Linked DNA regions of Homo sapiens: region 1 is linked to region 2. Evidence: chromatin contacts called from ENCODE Hi-C data. All regions are on one chromosome and are shown on one strand. Each heading gives the region's core, a stretch centred on a gene start or an enhancer-like site at or near the end of the contact. The rest is flanking DNA. Distances are from core to core; before and after follow the strand shown.

What was found. Hi-C counts contacts between places; a loop is a spot of excess contacts on that map. Pooled maps may share reads with other maps.
Region 1: a pooled map of ovary shows a loop between it and region 2 (10-fold over the local background). The contact joins the promoter of YOD1 here to the enhancer-like site in region 2. A Hi-C loop is called at or near these places in 1 of 168 maps with a recorded cell type or tissue (gastrocnemius medialis) and 2 of 50 pooled maps.

What each region holds. Positions count from the first base shown.
Region 1 is chr1:207,049,844-207,056,507 of GRCh38, forward strand. YOD1 (YOD1 deubiquitinase) reads right to left here and starts at 1,365. Exons shown (of 2, transcript NM_018566.4): 1 at 845-1,365. The coding sequence starts at 1,187. PFKFB2 (6-phosphofructo-2-kinase/fructose-2,6-biphosphatase 2) reads left to right here and starts at 3,432. Exons shown (of 15, transcript NM_006212.2): 1 at 3,432-3,523; 2 at 4,858-4,959. The coding sequence starts at 4,875. RefSeq lists enhancers at 929-1,499, 2,723-3,362.
Region 2 is chr1:203,263,048-203,268,958 of GRCh38, forward strand. LOC124904486 (a long non-coding RNA gene) reads right to left here. Exons shown (of 2, transcript XR_007066798.1): 2 at 4,067-5,911. Among named protein-coding and RNA genes, the nearest start is that of LINC01353, 21 kb to the right of the region's middle. Within about 2 kb of position 4,429, at least 35 of the 41 ENCODE cell types and tissues checked have a DNase peak (open chromatin) inside an H3K27ac peak, as active enhancers do; they include gastrocnemius medialis, where a contact is called at or near this core.

The DNA.
Region 1 (6,664 bases), core at 115-2,614, 3.8 Mb after region 2:
AGAATACAGTTTTGCAAGTAAGTTACCAGTAAGAATCTTTGTTCACTGAATTTTCATAAAGATGAAAAAAGAACAAAAAACACTTGAGGTTGCATCCCAATTTAGTGAAGGGGTCTGGAGTAAACAACTTCAAGCTTACCTAAAAAGATACATTTCAAAAACAAAATTTCCTTTCCTTATACAGTATTTTACAGAAGGTGCTCACTACAGAGTAGGCCGCTAGGGGGTTCTCCTTCTCCGGAAACTTATCTACTCTAGAGTGTTTACAACATCCTTGATACAGCAACTGAAAGCTTTTAATTATAAACACTGATGTTCAAGTTTTGATATGGCACAGAAATAACTGCTGCTGGTTAGAAATTGAAAGAGCTTTCAGTGGGTGTTTTAAAAGCTAACTCGAAAATGAGTATGCCTGTCAAACGAAGTATCTACGAAGGGGACTGCAAAAATGAATCAAGAAAAAAAAAATCCTGCACCCTTGAGATCTCATCGGTGATATAGGGAAAAAGAGACATAAGGACAGAGAAAATAGGCCCTACTTTATATTTTTGTGGACGCCGAGGGAAAACAAAATGGGATAGTTTCAAAGCCGACCAGAAAGCGGAATGGGGAAGGGGGTCTTCAAGGCTTTGGGTTCCCTTTCAACCCTGTGTCAAGACAAGGAGTTGCTAGACACTTGCCCTGGCCCCCGTCAGCATTCTCTGTTCTTTGATCTATCCTCGCCCCTGGCCTCAAAGCCCCCCCGCCGACTCACAGCCACCTTGCCTTGACTGGTGTTTTGTTCTCTCTCACGCCCCTCTCCATCCTCCCGGGACTTTCCCTGGCCCCAGCCCTGATTCCTTACCAGATTGGATGGGCAAGTCTTCCAGAATGGTATCCCCATTGCTGAGATCCAGGCACTCGGGAGGGTATCCGACGAGGATTCGCTGACCGCCGGGGGCGATCCCGGTGATGGCGGCAATTTGGCCCTGGAGTTCCCGCACCCGGGTCCGGCTGGACAGCCCCTGCAAAACATGGGTGCCGTCCTTGGCCTTGCAGCGGAGCCGCCACATCGTGTCGGTCCGGCTGCCCACAGGCCAGGCACCCGCGGGGCCAGCTTTGGTCCCGGCAGCCTGTTGGGAGACGCCGCCGGGGAAACCAGGCGCCGGGTGGACTCCAAAATGGCGACCTTTAGCGGGGCCAAACATCGCGAGAAGTTGCGGGTGGTTGCAGTTATCGCGACGCTTCGGTGCGGCTTCTGCCTTAGTACCTTAGCAAGCGCGAACTCTTTTAAAGTGACAACTGATTTTTCCCCCACCCTCAGAACGAAGATGTAAACCTCCGTATTCCTAAAGGACAACGGGTCTTGCTACCTATAGAGCGAGTGAGGTGCCCTCCGCGTGGGTAGCATATATGCTCAAGAAAAGAGGGCGGGGGAAGGAGTTCCTGAATGAAGGTCTGGAGATTGGAATGTGACCTTGCACTTAGTGAGGTCGGAAATTATTAAATTGGGGCTTCCACACTACACCCAGACTACACCAGGAGAAACAGAATCATAGTTCACAACGCAAACGAATGCCAGGAATGGTCAGTGAGTCAAAGGACCAGTCAAAAACAATCACACTTGTGACTAGACTCGTGGCTGCATTAAACATTGACTCATTGGGGTTCCAGGGGCCAAAAGACTGGCCTTTCTGCCTCCCTGGGACTGTGCTTGAAAACGTCTATTTGCCACTTCAGAAAGCACAGTATGAGGTCAGCATCTGGGCCCAGGGCAGCTGCCTCATTCAGGTGGTGGCAGTGTAAGGAGGAGTCGTGTAACGCGTGTCATCAGATTCCAGTTCAGTTCCTGGGCATACAAATATGAAGACTTCATTCCTGCCTTCATTGTAACAAGTATTCATTGCAGTTGGGAGACAGGGTGGGGTGTGAGACACACAGCCACTGAATTTCAAAGCAACGTGATAATGCTAGATTATCTGTACCTTTTCAAACGTGTATGCCTAGAACCCAGGACTGTGCCTCGCAAATAAAAAGTGTTCAACAAATACTGGCTGAATGAATAAAGACAGAGTTGTATAGACATAGAGAGGGCAACTAGAGCACTCTGGGAGTTGTAAAAAGCCTTAAAGAGGAGATAACTGTTTGAACTTTTGGAAGAATTAGTTTAATTCCCAGGCGAAGGAGGAATAAAGACATCCCTGAATTTATATCTCTCTTTTCCAAGAAATCCATACTCATTGTTCTTTATCCAGCCGGGATTCAGACAGCAAGTCCCACTTGCCAAGAGTGGGTTTATCAAGCATCAAACGGGCCCGCTGGGGCAACTATGAAAAGTGTAGTTCACTTGGTGCAAACTCACCTCCACTGTAAAAGACTTTGCTTCTGAATAAATTATATGTAATGTTTCCATCTTTTCACATCTTTCATGACTCAATTTTTTTTTGCTGGTGCAATTTTCCTCCTTGGTTCTTCAAGACGACTGCAACGGATGATACAGCCTGGGTTAGGGGGTAGGTAGGAGGGAAGGTAGGAGTGGTTAGAAGTCCACCGGGGTGGCCGGGCGCAGTGGCTCACACCTGTAATCCCAGCACTTTGGGAGGCCGAGGCGGGTGAATCACCCGAGGTCAGAAGTTCGAGACCAGCCTCATCAATATGGAGAAACCCCGTCTCTACTAAAAATACAAAATTAGCTGGGCGTGGTGGTCCATGCCTTTAATTCTAGATACTGGGAGGCAGGAGAATCGCTTGAACACGGGAGGCAAAAGTTGCGGTGCCAAGGTCGTGCCATTGCACTCCAGCCTGGGCAACAAGAGCAAAACTCCATCTCAAAAAACAAAAACCAAACCAAACCAAAACAAAAAAAACTCCAATGGGGTGTATGGGTGGGTCCAGGGAAGCTTCTGGTTCAACGATGAGAGTGGTTGATTTTCTTAGGTCACAGCGTCTGACCTGTGGAGCCGGGTATGTATACACCCTAAGGCATAATTAGCTCAAGTGTTGTGGTAGTTTATTCTAGCAAAAACATCTTTAAAGCTTACGTTCCCATTTATGGATCTAATGAGGTTCTGCTGGGATTCAGGAATGAGAGCGTTAATCTTTGCAGCATTTTCTCGTCACCCGGCACACCCGCTCTCAAGACGCCTACCGAATAGTCTACTCTCGCGAGAGTCAGAAAAAAGTCAAGCTTTTTATTAACACCGCCCCCAGCCCTATTAGTTACCAAGCAACAGTGCCACCAGGCTCCTCGGCGCTGGGAAACTCAGGAGCTTGTGATCTCTCTGGTTCCGACTTCCAGCCGCCTTCCCGAGCCAGTTAGGCGATTGCGACCCTGCCCCGCCCCCTGGGTCCTGCAGGCGCCCGATTGGTGGATGATTCTCTCCAGGTGAGGACCTACGCGCGAGGGGGCGGGGCCAGACGGGCTCACATGATTTGCCGGCGACTGTAGCGCCGGTCCCGGCCACAAGCTGTCGGCTCGGTTCGGTCGCGTTACAGGGCAGGCGCCGGGGCCAAGGCAGGGAGGGATCTTAGGAGAGATCGTAGGGTGAGCCACAGCTGCGCAGCCCCGGGTAGGGTCTAGCGGGGCGGGATGTGGGGGCTGCGTGCCCCCGGATGAAGTGCGGGGAGAGGTGCTGGTCCCCAGGCATGGCAGGCAGCGCGGACGTTCTGGGACCGGGAGCCACAGTCTGTGTTTGGGTTGGAGGATTTGTGTGGTCAGTAAAGGAATCGTGTAAGGCTCTTGAAGGCGCAGGATCTTCCGTCCTCACCAGCCCCCTGTTGTCTGAATTGGGGGCATGAGCTCAGGACTTTCCCACTCCAGTTTGAATCAGGGCTTACCCCTCTTCCTGAGGTGACCTTGGGGAAGTCATTTACCACCTCAGCGCTCCGGCGTTCTTTAGACTGAGTCCCGGGGGTAACTAGGGAGAGGGTGCGGAGCAGGGCTTGAGAATGCACTAGAGGAGAAATGACGACGTGCTAGGGCTGTCTTGGGGTCCAGTTACTGTTTTTCCTTCAGGGAATATGTTCGAGATTTTCCCACGTCCCTCACTTTTTTCTTTTCTTTCTTTCTTTTTCATTTTTCATTTTTTTTTTTTTTTTTTTTGACAGAGTCTCGCTCTGTCGCTAGGCTGGAGTGCAGTGGCGGGATCTTGGCTCACTGCAACCTCCGCCTCCCGGGTTCAAGCGATTCTCCTGCCTCAGCCTCCCGAGTAGCTGGGACTACAGGCGCGCACCACCAGGCCCGGCTAATTTTTGTATTTTTAGTAGAGACGAGGTTTCACCATGTTGGCCAGGATGGTCTCTATCTCTTGACCTCTTGATCCGCCCGCCTCAGCCTCCCCAAGTGTTGGAATTCCAGGAGTGAGCCACCGTGCCCGGCCTCACTGTTTGCAAAACTGAGTCCTACCGTTAGATTGGAGTTAATTTCCTGGTAATGTACTTCGTCTATACATAACCCACCCCACCCCAACTGCTGCCACTACTCTGCCCAGATTCTTAAAACTAGAATCTGAGGTCATGAAACCTTGAGCAGGACACTTAATTCGATGAATCTCAAATTTTCAATCTGTAAAATGAGAAGAAATAATGGTGGCAAAATCTGCCTAATTACAAGATTATTGTTAGGACTGAAGAAGATAACGTCTGTAAATGTAGACTCGTAAGTCAGAAGATAAATGTAAGGTTCTAGTGCAACTCTTTTTATAGGTGAGGAAACAGAGGGCTAGAGAAGTAGCTGCTAACTGGGAGAAACAGGACTGAACCTGCCTCTTGGCCCAGGGTGTTTTTACTTATACCACACGGATCCAATGCACTGACTTTTTTTAAGTTATGTCTTCTTTCTTCCCCTTCCCTTTTTTACATTCTACTTCTCTGTTTCAGACATCTGAAGAGCTGCCATGTCTGGGGCATCTTCCTCAGAACAGAACAACAACAGCTATGAAACCAAAACCCCAAATCTTCGAATGTCAGAGAAGAAATGTTGTGAGTTCTGGCAGAGAGGAGGGACTGCTCTCTCTCAGCATTTTATCTTGGGAATATAGTTATAATCCTGGACTCTGCTGCTTGGTGGGAGTGATAAATAATTATTTGACATGGAAATTTAATGCAAAGTCTCCAGGGTAGAATGTCCTGTCTAAAACAAGTAGACTTAGTGAAATGTCTGTTCTTGGGGCTTGACTACTGGTGTAGTCCAGCAGTTTCTTACTGCTTTCTTAAACTGAATCTCTGTCTCCTGGGATGTTTGCACACTGGCTTGCTGATGGAAGTTAGAACTAACATTATTGTACACACAATGAGTAAGGCACAGTTGCAGGTGCAGGAATTACTTGGAGCTGGTAATGTTACCAGCTTTATCTGTTGGGCTAAGTTTTGGGAGAGTGCTGCTCATTGTAGAAATTGCAGATGGGAGCCAGTGCTGCTTGGTTTCCTTCCTACAGGCCTGAGGGGAATGAGCCCTGACACTTGGCTTCTCACAGTGTCTTGGGCATCTTACTTTCTCACAGGTTTAGCCTTTGTACTTTGTAAACTATTTTCCCTATAGGTTCATTTTTTTGAGGACAGCTTTCACATGAGCATTTTCATTTCTATGCCTGTCTTTTAGATAGAAACAGCAGGAGGGTTTGCGAGGAGATGAAGCATCATTTCCTGTCCCCAAGCATCTGTATTTCTAAGCATCATAGGCTGCATAGCTTCCCAAAAGATCTGGGACTCTGTTCCCCACATATTTTGGGGAACTTCAAGGAATGCTAACTCTTGCCTCTGCTTCTGGATGGCACCATTCCTGCAGAATCCTGTCAGTCAGTTCTTCTCACTTCAGTGGTTATATATATATATATATATATAGCCAGTTAGTCAAGGAATATATATATCTCAGCAGGTGGAAACAGCCGACCAGCATGAGACCAGGAATTATCTCATGTTCAAAGCTTTTCCCAGAGCCTCGACCTTGATGTCATGCCCTTGTCAGTTTCATGATTGACAATGATAATCTCTCTTCACCTAGCACCCATGGAGCCTGCTGGACAGAAGCAGCTGGCTGGATGTGATACTGGGGTTGGCAGAGTTAGGGTCTACAATTAGGGTCTCTTTTCTCTGCCAGGGCAAGAAGCCAGGTGCTAAGGGCAGAATACCCCATGAGAGATAACTAGTATAGCATGATGTTTGAGTATAGCCTCTGGAGTCAGACTGCCTGAGTTTGAATCCCGGGTTTATGACTTCTTAGCTCTTGAACAAGTTGCTTGTTCTCTCCATGCCTCAGTTTACTCCTTTTAAAAGTGGGAATACTAACAGTGTCTCCCCCAAGAGTGATGTGAGGATTAAATGACTAAATGTAGGAAGGCGCTTAGAAGAGTGTTGGGCATATATCTAATGTGTGTTATTTTTCACAGGTGACTCAATCTGCCTGTTGTATTTATTCCTGAAATGTTTATATTGAATCATACTCAAATGCTGTATTGGAAGCTCACTATTTAAAAGAGGGCTGTGAATAATTATTTTTTCAGTAAAAAATGTTTTCTTCTCTTATTTGACAATATTGTAACCCAGATTTGGGGATCTAGGATGCACCTCTTACAGGGAGGTACACTAATGTTACTAGGGTGCTTGATCCAAAAGAGAGCTGGGGCTGGGGGGCAGGATCGATAATTGTGGGAGTCTCTGACTACACGATGCCATGTGTCAGTCCTTC
Region 2 (5,911 bases), core at 3,179-5,678:
TCACACGTCTAAAATTTTTCTTTTTTTTTTTTTGAGATGGAGTCTCGCTCTGTCACCCAGGCTGCAGTGCAGTGGCGCGACTTGGGCTTACCGCAACCTCTGCCTCCTGGGTTCAAGCGATTCTCCTGCCTCAGCCTCCCAAGTAGCTGGAACTACAGATGCATGCCACCACACCTGGCTGATTTTTGTATTTTTAGTAGAGACGGGGTTTCACTGTGTTGGCCAGGCTGGTCTCAAACTCCTGACCTCATGATCCACCAGACTTGGCCTCCCAAAGTGCTGGGATTACAGGCACGAGCCACCATGCCTGGTCTCAGAAATTTCTTTATGCTGTACAGTCCAGCTGCTAGCTTTTTGAACTGTGGGCATATGCCACCTGACTCTAAAGATTGGCTGCTAGCTTTTGGATCTTTGGGAAGATTTCTTTGCTCTGTAATCCAACCCCTGGCCTTCTGTGCTTTGGGAGATCTCTCTCCACCCTGATTCCTGTCCCTAGCGGTGGAGCGCCAAGTCAGTATATTCACTGAAAGACCAGAGTGTCTGTGAGCGGCTTTCTCAGTTCTCCTTTCCTGTTCCCAGCTTGAGCAGACTCTGCGTGTCTTTCCTCAGGAAGGTCTTTCTCAGCCCTCCTGTCCTGTCCCATCTCAGGCAGCCTCCGAGAGGGCCCAGTTTCTCAGAGGGTTTCTCTCAGTTAACGACCCTGTCCTCAGCAGGCCCTGTGTGTGTCCGCCTGAGGAGAGAGTCTCTCGATTCTCTGCCCTCAACTTTCACACCCTGGGAAGGTCTGTGGTGCGGCTTGGTGAGCAGGTGCAGACTCTCTTCACGGCTGGGGCTTGTTGGGACCCTGGCCCAGTATGCTAGCCCACACTGGTTTCTTTTTACCCTGATCAAGGGTGGCCTCCTTTCCCTCCTCTGAAAGTGGCTGTGGGAATGACTTATTACTTTGAATTACTTATTACTTTCTGGAATTTTAATTAACTTATTTTTGTTTTGCTTTGTTCTGTTTGCAGCCTCACTTCTGCTCTCTGATGGCTTTTAAAATCTATGCTGCTGTAGGTGTTCCAGCTGTCACGTGATGTTATAATGAGAGCCATGTTCTCGCAGGATTTTTTAAGTGGGAGCAGAACGCCCCCAGTTGTTTTTTTATTATGTTCGGGACATTGTGCTTGCAAAACTGTAGGAATAATTGAGGCCTGGGATGATGTCATTTTCTTCCAGAGATGATTTTTATTTGCTTCTTCCAAGCCTAACAAGCCTAGGAGTCCTGGTAGTTGGCAGTCTGGAGTAAGTTTAATCCAGCTTTAAAAATTGAGGTTTTTCTGGGCCGCCCAGATGACTGGAAGCTGGGCTGCAGCATGCAGGGAATAGATGACCTGCTCTTGGGATGCAGCTGTTTTGGATTCCAACCCACAGTATGTGTCAGGGCGGGGTGTGGGGTGTTATCAGGGCCCCCACCTTGGTGGGTTCTAGACTCCAATTTTTTTTTTTTTTAGACGGAGTCTCGCTCTGTCACCCAGGCTGGAATGCAGTGGTGTGATCTTGGCTCACTGCAATCTCCGCCTCCCAGGTTCAAGCTATTCTCCTGCCTCAGCCTCATGAGTAGCTGGGATTATAGGCATGCGCCACCATATGCGGATAATTTTTGTATTTTTAGTAGAGATGGGGTTTCACCATGTTGGTCAGGCTGGTCTCGAACTCCTGACCTTGTGATCCACCCGCCTCAGCCTCCCAAAGTGCTGGGATTACAGGCGTGAGCCACTGTGCCCGGAGACTCCAACTTTTATCCCCTAACCCCATGTGGCTCTCATGAATAATGTTCAACCTCTCAGCTGTCTTTTCTTGATTGGCAAATATTGTTAGGTCAAAAGTGGCCCAAATGCAGCTCACCTGTCAGGATATCCGCTTTCTTCCGGATCTTAGCCCAGGATTCTGTACTATTTTGTCAGGGCTCCTATGCTTTCAAGCAAGCATTCAGCTCACCTCACTGTCGTTAGCAGGAGGGTTGGTCCAAATTAGCTAATTTGCTATTGCCAGAAGCTGCCATTTCTGTATCTTAGTTTATTCTTTCAAAAACTCAATCTTCGACAGCTGAGAGCAGTATTTAAAAATTTCTCTTCTCCTATATGATTTGTGGTTTAGGCAACTCCTGAATTTTTGATATATTTCACATTTTATCTTTTGAGATAGCATTATTTAATGTCTTAAGGTTTATAATGGTTATAAACACATGGTGAATATTTTATGCCTTCTATTTCCCAGCCATTGCTTTTTTGTCTTAAATTTTACGTTCTGTTTTTTGTGTAAATTTCATCTACTTTGTATATCTTTGCCTATATTATTATTTTGTAACCATTCAAAAATATTTTGCTTTAAACCTGTGTTATAAAAACATTCACATTGCTTATCATTACTAGCATGATTTACCTACTGTAATTTTATGTTACACATTATATATCTTTTGTTCCTCTTTATTATTTTCTTGTCTTTTGCTATATTAATCCATTTTTTTCTTACTCTTTCTCTCTAGGTTCTTGGGAATTTTCCATTCAGCTTTTATTCTATTAGCGGATGGATAACTTTTATTTATTTTTTATCTTTTTATTTTTGAGACAGGTTCTTTCCCTGTTGCCCAGGCTGGAGTGCAGTGACTCAATTTTGGCTCACTGCAGGCTTGACTTCCTGGGCTCAAACCTCCGAGGACTGGGACTACCAGCTTGGCACGCACCATCTTGCCCGGCAACTTATCTTTTTTGTAGAGATGATGGGGGTGGGGGGTGGTTCTCAATATGTTGCCCAGGCTGGTCTCAAACTCCTGGGCTCAAGCAATCCTCCCACCTTGGCCTTCCAAAATGCTGGGATTATAGGGGTGAACTACTGCACCTGGCTGATACCTTTTATTTTTAAAATCTCTTAACTTCCTTTTTTTTTTTTTTAGATGGAGTCTCGCTCTGTCGCCCAGGCTGGAGTGCAGTGGCATGCTTTCGGCTCACTGCAACCTCCGCATCCCAGGTTCAAGTGATTCTCCTGTCTCAGCCTTCCAAGTAGCTGGGATTACAGGCGTACGCTGCCACGCCTGGCTAATTTTTTTTTAATTTTTTAGTATTTATTGATCATTCTTGGGTGTTTCTCGGAGAGGGGGATTTGGCAGGGACATAGGACAATAGTGGAGAGAAGGTCAGCAGATAAACATGTGAACAAAGGTCTCTGGTTTTCCTAGGCAGAGGACCCTGCGGCCTTCCGCAGTGTTTGTGTCCCTGGGTGCTTGAGATTAGGGAGTGGTGATGACTCTTAACCAGCATGCTGCCTTCAAGCATCTGTTTAACAAAGCACATCTTGCACCGCCCTTAATCCATTTAACCCTGAGTTGACACACCACATGTTTCAGAGAGCACCGGGTTGGGGGTAAGGTTATAGATTAACAGCATCCCAAGGCAGAAGAATTTTTCTTAGTACAGAACAAAATGGAGTCTCCTATGTCTACTTCTTTCTACACAGACACAGTAACAATCTGATCTCTCTTTTTCCCCACATTTCCCCCTTTTCTATTCGACAAAACCGCCATCGTCATCATGGCCCATTCTCAATGAGCTGTTGGGTACACCTCCCAGACGGGGTGGCAGCTGAGCAGAGGGGCTCCTCACTTCCCAGACGTGGCGGCCCGGCAGAGGGGCCCCCCACCCCCCAGACGGGGCGGCCGGGCAGAGGAGCCCCCCACCTCCCAGATGGGGCGGCTGCCGGGCGGGGGCGCCCCCCCATCTCCCAGAAGGGGCGGCTGGCCCGGGTAATTTTTTGTATTTTAGTAGAGACGGGGTTTCACCGTGTGGCGTAGGCTGGTCTCGAACTGGTGAGCTGAGGCCATCTGCCCGCCTTGGCCTCCCAAAGTGCTGGGATTACAGGCGTGAGCCACCGCGCCCGGCCTAAATGTCTTAACATCAAGAATAAGGCCATATCGATCAATAAGATACATGCATACTATTTTGCCACCTCTCACTTTTTATTAATAGTATACTCTTTCTTTGCTACCTCCCAGTTTTTGTCAAAGTAAATTGTGATACAAAAACCCCAATTTATAATCATGAAATATTTATTATATTTAATTTTAATAATAATGATTAGTTTCATATTATATTAATTATAATTATTTCGTTCATTTAGTTTTATTGATTTGATTGTTCTTTGCCTTTTCTTTTACATTTTTTCTGTTGAATTATTTATTTTGATTCGTTTCTTAGCTGGCAGGACTATGTCCTCAAGTACTATTTTTCAAAAAGGGCTTATAGAAGAGCTCTCCCATCCTCAGTGGAGTTGGCTAACATCCTGTACCAGTTACCAGTTTATTACTCTCTGGCTCCAAACGTTTCTCCCTTGCCAGCGGGCACAGTGTTAAACTGTGTCAGTAGAGGGCGCTAGAGGACAGAGAGAAGAAGAGACTTCTCTTGCGGTTTCTTTAAGCTTTCCTTCCTACTTGCTTTCGGGACTCTGAACCCCCGGGGTTCTCAGCTCAGTTTCAGGGCACTTCCGCAGGCATCTTCACGGCTAGTTCTGTGGGTGTCCCACTTAGTTTCCCAGTGGCGAGTTCAGCCGCACCGTCTTGGGTGGATTCCTGGTGGAGCCGACTTGACCCAGCCAGTTTCCTGCGAAGTCCCGCATGCGCACTTCCCCGGGGGCAGCTTCCCAGCAAGTTCTGCGTGAGTCCTAGGTGGCTTTGCCATGAGTTCAGCGCATCCCCCAACAGCAACTTCCGGAGGAATTTTGTGGGCACCCCAGCAGGGGGCTTCCAGCCCCTGAGCCGTGGCCTGCCGTTCTCTTCCCCACAATGTTCGCTCTCTTGACTGTGGCCCGGTTCTGTCCAGGGACAACCCAGAGAACTCTTCTGCCCTCAATGGGCTGCAACGCACTTTCTCCAGCAAGGACTGAACCCCAGTCTCGGAGAGCTAGGCTTCTTCACGTTCGTTCTTTCTTTTTGGGTTCTCCCCCACCCCTGCGAGATCATCTAACATTCCTCTTTATTCCCACTGCACCATTAATTTCTATCCTGACTGATTCACAACCCCGAGTTCCGAAGCAAGGGCAAGCTGTGGGGCGCTTCTTGCCGTCTCTACTCAAAACGGAAAAAGCTGGCCAGGCGCGGTGGCTCACGTCTGTAATCCCAGCACTTTGGGAGACTGAGACAGGAGGATCGCTTGAGCCCAGGAGTTCAAGATCAGTCTGGACAACGTAAGGAGACCCTGTCTCTTCAAATATATATATATATATATATATATATATATATACACACACACACACACACATATACATATGTGTATATATACATATATATGTGTGTATATATATACACATATATGTGTGTGTATATATGTATATATGTATATAATTATATATGTATATATGTGTATATATACGTATATAATTATATATACACACATATATGTGTATATATGTAAAATTAGCCAGGCATGGTGGTACGTACCTATGGTCTCAGCTACTCAGGAGGCTGAGGCAGGAGGATCGCCTGAGCCCTGGGGTGTTGAGGCTGTGGTGAGCTGTGATGGTGCCACTGCACTCCAGCCTGGGGCAGGGACTGAGACCCCATCTCAAAAAATAAAAATAAAAAGAATGGAAAGAACCAATGAAATCTTGATGCTATTAACACCTCTGAATATTTCACTGGTTTCTAGAATCCACACAAAACAGGAATCCTACAGAATGATGGCTTGCAGAGGACATTGTAACAGGGCAGTCAAACCAGTTGGAGAAGTGTGCTCTGTCCTATAAAAACGTGCTCCTTCCTGACGTCTACCCCATGTTGGTGGGCCCATGATCTCCTCCTAGACCTCTCAGCTGAAATCAGTCCTGTCCCTGTGTTTGGTGTCCTTCATACCCTCTCGTGGCTGCCTCCCTGCCACGGCCC